Linked DNA regions of Homo sapiens: region 2 is linked to region 1. A link is a loop called in an ENCODE intact Hi-C map of the cell type or tissue named here. Cell type or tissue: endothelial cell of umbilical vein. All regions are shown on one strand. Links, peaks and the distances in the headings refer to the core of each region. The heading gives the core; the rest is flanking DNA.

Region 1 (5,388 bases), core at 78-5,077:
TATACACATAATTAGATATGTAGAAGGATGGTTTCTAGAGGATATTACGTGTGATTGAAGATAGTCATACATTTAACAAAAAAAATGCTGAAATGATATGAAGAAAACTATGAAGTCCCTGAAGAGAAATCTGTCTCTGATTTGAGTGAGGAAGAGACAGCCTATGTTTGTGCCTGGGGACTATAGGTTTGTAAACATGTCAATTCTCCCTATGCTAATTTATAGAGTACAATCACAATAAAAATACCGGAAAGTAAGTTAAAAGAAAAAGCACCCTGAAGAACTTCTTAATTTTTAATGTGAAAGATACCCTTGAGGTCTTCTTTTGATTCCCTCTGCAGAGGCAACCATTGTTATGAAGTTGATTTACATTTTTCTTATTTATGCCTTTTTACTTTATAATGTGCATCTCTGTCCACATACCTTTTGGGTTCAACTCCTTTTTCTATTTTCTATTAGATTGATAAAGTTTTTCTCTATTCCCTATTTTTTTCTAGGCTGCTTTGGAGGCTCTGGATTCATTGGTTAACTTTAATTGTGACATATATATTGTATCTATTATATATTTAATATATAAAATATATAATGTATAAAATTATATATTATATATCTATTGTATATAATAGATATATATTTAAACATATATATTATATATAAAATATATATGATATATAATATAGAATAAATATATAATATATATGTTTAAATATATATTATATCTATATATAATAGATATAATATATACTTTTATATATTATATATTTTATGTATTAAATATATTTTATATATTTTATGTATTAAATATATTTTATATATTTTATGTATTAAATATATTTTATATATTTTATGTATTAAATATATTTTATATATTTTATGTATTAAATATATTTTATATATTTTATGTATTAAATATATTTTATATATTTTATATATATTAAATGTATAATATATATATATATGTTTTTGAGACAGCCTTGCTCTGTTGCCTGGGCTGGAGTGCAGTGGTGGGATCTCAGCTCTCAGCTCACTGCAGCCTCCATCTCTGGGGTTCAAGCGATTCTCCTGCCTCAGCCTCCCGAGTAGCTGGGATTATAGGCACTGGCCACCATGCCCGGCTAATTTTTGTATTTTTAGTAGAGACAGGGTTTCACCATGTTGGCCAGGCTAGTCTCGAACTCCTGGACTCAAGTGATCCACCCACCTTGGCCTCCCAAAGTGCTGGGATTACAGGCGTGAGCCACTGTGCCGGGCTGTGACAACTATACTTTATCAGTGAGGATTCAGTCAGGGACCAGAGACACTAATGAGTGTTATGGCTGGATATAAAACTTTTGACTCATATTTTTTTGCCATCCGTGGAAAGCAAAGGGAGCTTATCCACATTCCCCCCGTGCCCACATCCAGCATCTCGTTTACTCTAACCCTCTCTGCAATCAGATATTGTGATTATTGACGCTAGTAACGTCTTGGAAAAGGAGCACTGAAGCCATGTTTCTCCTGGAGAACTTGCATGGTACCCTGGAAGCTGCAGCACTTTTCTCACTCACAGGTTGTCCAGGATGTTTCAAGGCAGACCTGGGTGTGTGTGTGTGTGTGTGTGTGTGTGTGTTTGGAGTCTTGCTCTATTACCCAGGCTGGAGTGGAGTGGCATGATCTCGGCTCATGGCAACTTCTGTCTCCCTGGTTCAAGTGATTCTCCTGCCTCAGCCTCCCGAGTAGCTGGGATTATAGGCACCAGCCACCGCGCCTGGCTAATTTGTGTATTTTTAGTAGAGACGGGGTTTCACCATGTTGGCCAGGCTGGTCTTGAACTCCTGACCTCAAGTGATCCACCCACCTTGGCCTCCCAAAGTGGTGGGATTAGAGGTGTGAGCCACTGTGCCCAGCTGCAGATTTTTTATAGTATTTTGGAGTCAAAGGCCAACCATGATTCTGGAGGGGCACCAGGTGGGCAGTATTCTGAGTATCCATTCCTTTGGTAGCACTTTCTGGACACATGCGTGAGCCAGGTACTGTGCTGATGATCACAAGACAAATGTTCCAAGTCACAGTTTCAGGTGGAAGACAGGCCCACATTTACTATATACTATGCAGTGTAAGTACTTTAGTCAGTAGTCAATAAAGAGCTTTAGTCAGTAAGGAGACTGAGAAAGCAGAGAAGGGATCAAGAAATTCTACCTTGAGAAGCTGAGGTTTGACATCACAATGGGCCCCAGGACAGCAAAGGCAGTGGGAAATACTGTCAAAGATGAAGTTTTGTCTGCATTGTTGGTGCTTTTGAGGAAATTGTCACTACTCTGTAGCAGCAGATATTGGGGCCAGGTAGTAGAAGGATGGGCCTGACCACATGCAAAGTAAATGTGAACTGCCCAGCATACTGCAAGGCAGTTTATCTGGGAAGGCGGTAGCTGTGGCTGGGATAAATTTGCATCTCCACGTGGAATATCTGTAATGGCTGTTAGCATGTTGAAAGGAAGCTCAAGCAGCAGGGAGGCCTGGGAACAAAAGTACAGCTGTAAGGAATGGGCTTAGGAACAGAATGAACTGACTCAATGGAATACGGTAGGATTGTGGGTCCAGGGAAGCTGGGATAGGTGACAAGATAGGTTGCTGTTATGAGTTGAATTGTGTCCCCCTACCCAAAATATATGTTAAAGTCCTAAACCCCAGTACTTCAGAATGTGATTTATTGGGAGACTGTTTCTTTACAGAGGTAATTAGTTACGATGAGGTCATACTAGAGTAGGGCAGGCCCCTAGTTCAATATGACTGGTGTCCCTCTAAGAAAACAGCCATGTGAAGACATAGAGACAACGAGAATGCTGTGTGAAAACATAGGCAGAGATTGGAGTGATGTGGCCACAAGCCAGAGAAACAGAAGGCAAAGTTGGAGGGAGTGTTGTCACAAGCCAAGGAATGCCAGCAGCTACCAGAAACCGGAAGGGCAAGGAATGCATTCTCCCCAGAGCCTTCAGAGGAAGCATGACTCTGCTAACACCATGATTCACAATTCTGGCCTCCAAGAACAGAGAGAATAAGCCTCTATTGTTTAAACCACCTGGTTTGTCCTAATTCGTTATTGCAGCCACAGGAAACTAATACAGAAGGCTAAAATGAAAACGATGGTAAGAAGTACTGTCAAGGATGTGTGGAAATTGGAATCCTCTTAGATTACTGGTGGGAATGTAAGATGGTGCAGCTCCTTGGGAAAATGGTTTGACAATTCCCTATAATGTTAAAAATGGAGTTACCATAAGAACTAGAAATCTCACACCTATGTGTGTACTCAAGAGAAATGAATATATACATCGTCACATAAAATTGCTCATGAATGTTCATAGCATGTCTATTTGTAATAACCAAAATGTGGACACAAATCAAATGCCCACTGATGAGTGGATAAACAAAATGTGGTGTATCCATACAGTGGGATATTATTTGGCAATAAAAAGGAATGAATAATAACGTGCTACAACATGGTTAAACCTTAAAAACATTATGCAAAGTAAGAGGCCAGACATAGACTATGTATTGTATGATTCCATTAATATGAAATGTGTAAAATAGGCAAATCCATGGAGACTCAATTTGATTAGTGTTTGCCTGGGGCTAAGGAGAGGGAGAGTAGGGAATGACTGCTAATGGATATAGGTTTTCTTTTTATAGTGATGAAAATGTACTAAAATAGTAGTCATGGATTCACAGTTCCAAAAACCATTGAATTTTATTTTTTGAAAGGGTTGATTTTATTGTTGTCAAGACAGAGACCTTGGCAGAGATCCTTTTAAGTAGAGCAAGATTATAAGGCATTCCTTCTTCTCTTCCTTCATTCATTAAACATACCTTTGTTTATTGTCTATTACGTGCTAGGTCTTCTTCTAATCTATGAGAATATAGTGGTTCACCAGCCTGACAACTTGCTTACTCCCTTGGAATTTGCATTCCATCAACAATGGGAAAGAAAACCCAGAAAATTATCAAGTATCAGGTCATACCATGGTAGCATTTTTATTACTACTCCCTGGGCATGAAATTAGTGTACAAAGTTAGAATGACCACCAGCAGGTTGGTAGATAATTTTCTCCCAAAAGGACCATGGAAGTATCCCTTACTTCCTTCCTTCTCCTTTCTTTGTCCTATTTCAAGACAAGTTTTCACTCTGTTGTCCAGGCTGGAGTGCAGTGATGCCACCATAGCTTACGGGAACCTTGAACTCCTTGGTTCAAGTGATCCTCCCACCTCAGCCTCCAAAGTAGCTGAGACTACAGGTGTGAGCCACCACACCCAACTAATTAAAAAAATTTTTTTTTTTTTTTTTTTTTGTAGAGGCTGGGTGCAGTGGCTCACACCTGTAATCCCAGTACTTTGAGAGGCTGAGGGAGGAGGATAGTTTGAGGCCACCATGACTTCTCCCTTTTTGCAGGGAGATTTTTTTACACATCTTCAAGAAACTCCTTTTCTAGAATGTGTGCTCAGACCTCCACACCAAACTGTAGGTTTCCAGAGAGGATGGGAAGAGTGGCTTGGTGAAGAATGGGCACAGTCGGCCTGGGCAGAGGTTTTGCTGCTTCTCCAAAGATTCTTCCAATGCTGTGACTTGGTACAATTCCTGTCCCTATTTGGGAAGGTCTGGTGATCCTTTTCTGGTTTTTCTTCTAATGATTAATAGTTCTGCAGTTTGATGAGTCATTTTTGCTTCTGTTTGTAGAAGAGGTGCAGTATATTCAGGCTGAGAAAAACAACAAGGGCCCAATGGAGGCTGCCACACTTTTTCTCAAGTTCCTGTTGGAGCTCCAGGAGGAAGGCTGGTTCCGTGGCTTTTTGGATGCCCTAGACCATGCAGGTTAGTTCATTCTTTTTAATCACAAATCAGAGGATATTACTTTGCTGCTTGACAATACTGTAAAAGTGAAAAGCTATTAAATTTGAAGTATCCACTTATAGTTCATGCCTCTTAGTCTGAGACAATGTAAAGACTGTTTTTAGGCAGATGATATAATTGTCTACCTGAAACATCCAACAAAAGAATCTGCAGAGAGATTATTGTCACTAATGGAAGAGTTTAGCAAGATTATTTGGATATAAGACCAGTATACAAAAATTAGTTGCATTTCTGCCCAATGGAAGCAAACAAAAAATGTAATCCAAAATGAAGTATCATTTTTAATAATAACAATTGTAATGTATTTAGGAATAAATCTAACAAAAGATGTATAAGGTCTGAATGGAGAAAATGATAAAATGTTATTAAAAGATATTAAAGAAGTCCTAAATGGAAAAACATACCCATGCACATAGAGAAGGAGGCTTGAGATCATAAAAATATCAGTTCTCCCTACATTGATCTGTATATTCAATATAATTCTAATAAAAATCCTACATACTTTT
Region 2 (5,388 bases), core at 108-5,107, 71 kb after region 1:
GAGGACAGTTCCACACCAATGCACAGAAAATTCTAGTGTTCTAGTTTTTATCAAAGAGGCCAAGAAAAGTAAGGTGAATTTACTCAAAACATTCATATCTTACTCTTGAAGAAAAGGTAAAATACTGGCAATATCCCCTCAAAAGCAACAGTAACGCAGCTGCAAATGACATTCTCTCTCTTCACATCCCTAGAACTCCTCAGATGCTAAGGACAACTGGAATCCTCACTTCTACTGCATCCCTTCCCACAGTGACCCACCCAGGAGAGCACCAACTTCTAGATCATCAGTTTCAGGGACAATGTCCCTGGTTTTTATGGGTATAAGGTTCACTATGGTGGGCTCTGGGGATGGTCTCCTGGGACAGTCCCTCAGACTCTACTAGGTTTAAGTCCAGGTGATTACTAGGGTGGCTGTGTACATCCACGCAGAACCCCTGCATAGAGAAACTATAGACCCACGGCAGCCAAATATCCCAGCCTCCCAAAACTTTCCCCAGCAGTATCTGCTTGGGTTTGCAAAGGGTTTAATAAAATGGGTAGTCAAAGCAAGAGCATGGGGTAATAAAGTAGATATTATTAGGAAAGAAACCCTTCAAAGAATTCATTTTGTTAAAAAATAAAAAGCCATACCAGGTTTTCAAAGAATGGTGGTGATTTGATATACGTAGATTTGGAATTCCAGAAAAACAGCTTATCTGATGGGGTTGCTAAGGCATTCCAGCTTTCATTCACAGTCTTAAAAAAGAAAAGAAAGGCAGATCTAATCACATCCCATTCCAGAGAAAATTTAATATGCAAACACAAAACATACATTCAAGCTAAAAGGTACACTAAGAACCATTTTTATTCTCAATAGCCACATACAAGAGTTCCTTTATACTAATAGTGGGTCATGCTAAGTAACTTAAAAATCCAGAGACACTGTGGGCTGGGCATGGTAGCTCACATCTATTAATCCCATTACTTAGGGAGGCTGAGGTGGGAGGATGGCTTGAGCCCAGCAGCTCAAGACCAGCCTGGGCAAGATGGCAAAACCATGTCTCTACAAAAATAAAAAAAAAATTGTCTGGGTGTGGTGGCATGTGCCTGTAGTCCGAGCTACTCGAGAGGCTGAGATGGGAGGATTGCTTGAGCTCAGGAATTTGAGGTGGCAGTGAGCTATGATGACACTACTGCACTCCAGCCTGGGTGACAAAGCAAGACCTGGTCTCTGAAAAACAAACAACAACATACATATGCACCGTGATAGGCAGCTTCTAGGATGGCAGGAGGGATCCTGCCTCCTGGGATTCACATCCTTAGTTGACCCCCTCCTGTTGAGTGTGGGCTGAAGCTAGTGACTATCTCCTAGATTAGATTATTGAGACCTGCCTTCTGACTCTCTTGCTCTCTTGCTCTGATGGAAGCCAGCTACCATGTGTGAGTCATGAAGAGACCCTCATAGCAAGGTGCTGAGGGAGGCTTCTAGCGAACAGCCAGTGAGAAACGGAGGACCTCAGTGCAACAGCCCTTGAGGAACTTGATCCTGCCAATAGCCACATGAGTGAGCCTAAGTGGACCCTCCTCCAGAGACTGCAGCCCCAGATGACATCTTACTGGAACCCTGTGAAAGTACACAGTGAAGCTGTGCCTGGATTCTTGACCCACAGAAAATGGGAGACAATATATGTTTGTTGTTTCAACTCACTATATCTATTGCTATATCACAGCAATAGATAACTAATGCATATGCTTATCAATAACTTATGAAATAATAATCCAGATTGTACCAAAGGGGAAATTACTCTCTGAGTGTTTTGGGAAGTGGCCTTCCAGGTCACACAAACACTGGGTAGCAAATGACAGCTGCTATGCATTAAAATTGGTTTGAATTCTGTCCACAGGTCCATTAACTCGGCCTTTGGAGGAAGGCATTTAACATAATGCCTGCCAAGCTCCCTAACACCATCTCCCAAGGAGCACCTTGTGAAGAGTGCAGCGTGTGAACATCACACCTACATCACCCCTTCCCCTAGACAGTTCTACCCTCATTTAAACCATCAGCCGCAGTCAGAAGCCCTTGGGTCAGCTGAATGCAGAAGGCGGGGAAAGGAATAATATCCAAGAGTCTCAGAATATAATGCTGAGCCCCACACATTTCCTCCTATTTGTAAAATGCACGGAAAGTTTTATTTCAGTAGTTTGGCACTTCCTACTGAGTGGCCTTAATTTCTTTATTTTTAAGTGTGCAAAAATGCATTCTGAGAGGTGCATTCGACCAATGGACTCCACTTAGTGACACAATATAGTGACCACCAGGGGTCCTCGCCACAGCTGACACACACCCCTGGGTGTCCGAGAAAGGCGTGGGGTTTTGGAGAGCTGAACCTGAGGAGGCCTTTCTTCTCTAGGCTGTCACCAACTTGTCCAAATCTGGGAACATCTGGGGGAGGTGGGGTTTGTAAAAATGCGAGTCACAGGAGAAAAATGACGGAGAACCACCTCCCCAGTCATCTGAAGAAATAAATGTTACTTTATATAGTTTATACTTCCGTTAGCCTTGAGGTCTGCAGACAGGACACAAAGGGAGCAGCTTTCCCTTAGATCCTCTGGGGCGGGGAGGGCAGTGTGGGACCTCACCTCTATTTTCTGATAGACTTCCTTAAACATCCCCGGGATGACATACTGACGCTCCACTGCCTGGATCTCGTCTCTAGTCGGCCAGATATCTTTCAGAAATACCTGCTGTCCCTTTGCATTTACTCCTGGGGAAAAAATGTTTATTAATGAGAAAACTTTCTAATATGCAATTTTCATGATTATACAGAGTCAAGCCTCGTTCTCCTCGGTAGTTATGTTCTATAAAGCCCGTGTGAACACTGAATGACTGGATACGGAATCACTGCCACTGGAGGAAATACAGGGTTAGGTTCCTGCAAGCCTCTGGTCACCCATCAATACATAACCTTGCTTCATGTGAGGTTTATTATTCACCTTATTTAATAGCAATTGTTGACTCACTGACATTGAACTTCCAGCGAAGCCTATCTAAACACAGTACGCATCACAGTCGGCTTGTGCTCAAGAACACCAGAAGCACTTCAGGACTATGCTCAAGGACCATTTTGAACAGCAAAATCACCACAAAAAGCACAAAAATGCAAAAAGCATGGCACTACGTAGACCAAGAAAAGGATCCTTATATATCGCAGGAGAGCTGAAACAAGAAGTCAGAGTGACGCCTTATCAGATCTCAGCATAGAACGTGTGTGTTGAATGATATAAAGTTTTCACCCCTTTGTGCTGATCTGTGAATGACCGTGAACATACTACAAATACTGATTTGGGGGTTAAAATACATTTTAGTGACTACGCAAATCTGCAAACATAGAACTCACAAATAACGAGGATCAACTGTACGTCTAAAGTTATGATTTCCTAAAAGTAAATTTCAGAGGCATTGTTTTCATATTATCTATTCGGCTTAGAATAGATTGAGGCAGGCAGAGCAAGCAAGCTGATCTGGGGAAAGGAAATGATGTATCATTTCTTTGGAATTCTGAGAAGTTGAAATATCTGCAGTATGTTTCTACAGAGTATATATTGAAACAATGCCTATCATTAAAGTGAGAGCTAGAAAGGGAGGAACTACAGAAGAAACCAGAATAGCAAGATGTCTATTCCTTTTGGCACCTGTTTTCCTTTCGTTATCCTTTACCCTCAGTAGATTCTTGTTTTAACTACTGCAGTTAAGTCTTAGCTGTATATTGGGGAATAAAGAAATTATTCTCTTCTTTGTCTTATCCCTGGAGGCTCTATGCTTCATTTCTTATTAAGGAAAGCAGTTTCTTCTAGTAATATTTCTGAATTCACTGGAAAAAAATTATGGCTGCACAAACAAAATCTTACCCAATGGCTCTTTCTCAAAGTCGATTCTGATGGTTCCAGCAATTGCATATGCTATTACTAAGGGGGGAGAGGCTAAATAGTTGGCCCGGGTGTTGGGGTGAACTCGACCTTCAAAATTCCTGTTTCCAGATAGTACTCCAACAGCTACAAGGTCTCCCTGAGTAAGGCAAGAGAAAAATCAGGTCACTAAAAGATACTGACTAGGCTTCTTGTCTCAGACCATTGGCAAGAGTTTCCACATCGCAAGGATACAGTCCTTTAAGCTGCCCTTTCACTTGGTTCTCTCCCACTAGAGGGGAGAAGGGTACACTGGGGTGTCCCCATGGGAGATACTCTGGGTCAAAGGAAGCAGAGACATGTTTAGTGATTTCTGCTCACGAGAAAATATCAGGTAGTTAGAAGGCAACATACTAGTTATTGCTGCCTGGGGCCCAAGAACAGGTGGGAAAGACCTAACAGTTGATCGTTAAAGGAAGTCACAATGCACAATTATAGAATACGTAGATTCTATAATTAATGCAAAGCAAACCAAATAATATCTTTCAAGGTTCAGCATTTTGGGGATAAAAATCAAGCCAAAGCAATTTAGTTTAGATTCGTTTGTGTGGAGACTTGTCTCACTTTGAACCAATTTTCAAATTATTTGGGTTGGTGCAAAAGTAATTGTGGTCTTCATCACTGAAATGGCAAAAATCACAGTTACTTTTGCACTAACCCAATACCTATAACAAACAACTGTAGAGCCCTTTGTAGTGAAAACCAGCCAGTACTGAGCACTTGAGTGCCAGACACTGCACTAAGTGACTTATGTTTATCATCATCTTAATTCTCACAACTCTATAAAATAGATACTATTATCATCTCCAATATACAGTTGTGAAAACCCAGGCACAGATAGGTTAATTAACTTGCCCAAGGTTACCCAGCTAGTAATTTTAACTAAACTCAAAAGATCATACTCTAAACCACATCCCCTGCTTCCATGGACCTTCTTGAAAATATCAGCATTTTTGTCACATTACATGAAAAGAAACAACTGCTCTGAAGACCTGCAGGGACCTCTGCAATTACCTGTGTGATGGCTTCTACCACAGGTTCAGGTAAAGGCCCACTGTTGCCAATGCAGGTCATGCAGCCATAGCCCACCACGTCAAACCTAGACACCAAGAGAGAAGCACACACACACAAAAAAAGAATAACTTTCAGTGAGCCCTTCTGCTGGCCACAGTTTCCAGAGACCACTGTTCAAAAAGGAATTGCAGTGCATGAACTAAGTTCAGTATAGTGCTATTTCTAAAAGTTTCATTCTTGAGAGCATTCTGATATATAACATAAGAATACTATTCATATTTTTAACTTATAAAAAGGAATCAAATTGAATGAGCAACAATTTAAAAAAGTTGAAATCATATATGCCATATCTTCATTAACTACTATTATTGTATAATCCTAAGGAGATTTGAATTTTATGAGGCACATGAATAAAATATATGTCATA

Evidence for each region. A loop is a pair of places that touch in the nucleus more often than their neighbours do. Peaks named below come from ENCODE experiments on the same cell type or tissue, not always from the same donor. Only the 100,000 strongest peaks of a DNase experiment are listed, where the experiment ranks them.
Region 2: it touches region 1 in a loop (3-fold over the local background); 4 of 110 quality-filtered maps call a loop at or near these places.

Annotation. Positions count from the first base shown.
Region 1 is chr9:32,500,260-32,505,647 of GRCh38, reverse strand. It overlaps RIGI (RNA sensor RIG-I), which reads left to right. Exons shown (of 18, transcript NM_014314.4): 2 at 4,709-4,843. Among named protein-coding and RNA genes, the nearest start is that of RIGI, 23 kb to the left of the region's middle. In endothelial cell of umbilical vein, for the core only: no CTCF peak of the experiment used is centred there; DNase peaks (open chromatin) are centred at 2,917 and 4,727; H3K27ac peaks cover 3,271 bases.
Region 2 is chr9:32,429,077-32,434,464 of GRCh38, reverse strand. ACO1 (aconitase 1) reads right to left here. Exons shown (of 21, transcript NM_002197.3): 13 at 4,962-5,046; 14 at 3,891-4,047; 15 at 2,622-2,746; 16 at 633-737. Among named protein-coding and RNA genes, the nearest start is that of ACO1, 47 kb to the right of the region's middle. In endothelial cell of umbilical vein, for the core only: a CTCF peak has its summit at 2,281 (motif pointing right); DNase peaks (open chromatin) are centred at 2,314, 3,314 and 3,424; H3K27ac peaks cover 2,658 bases.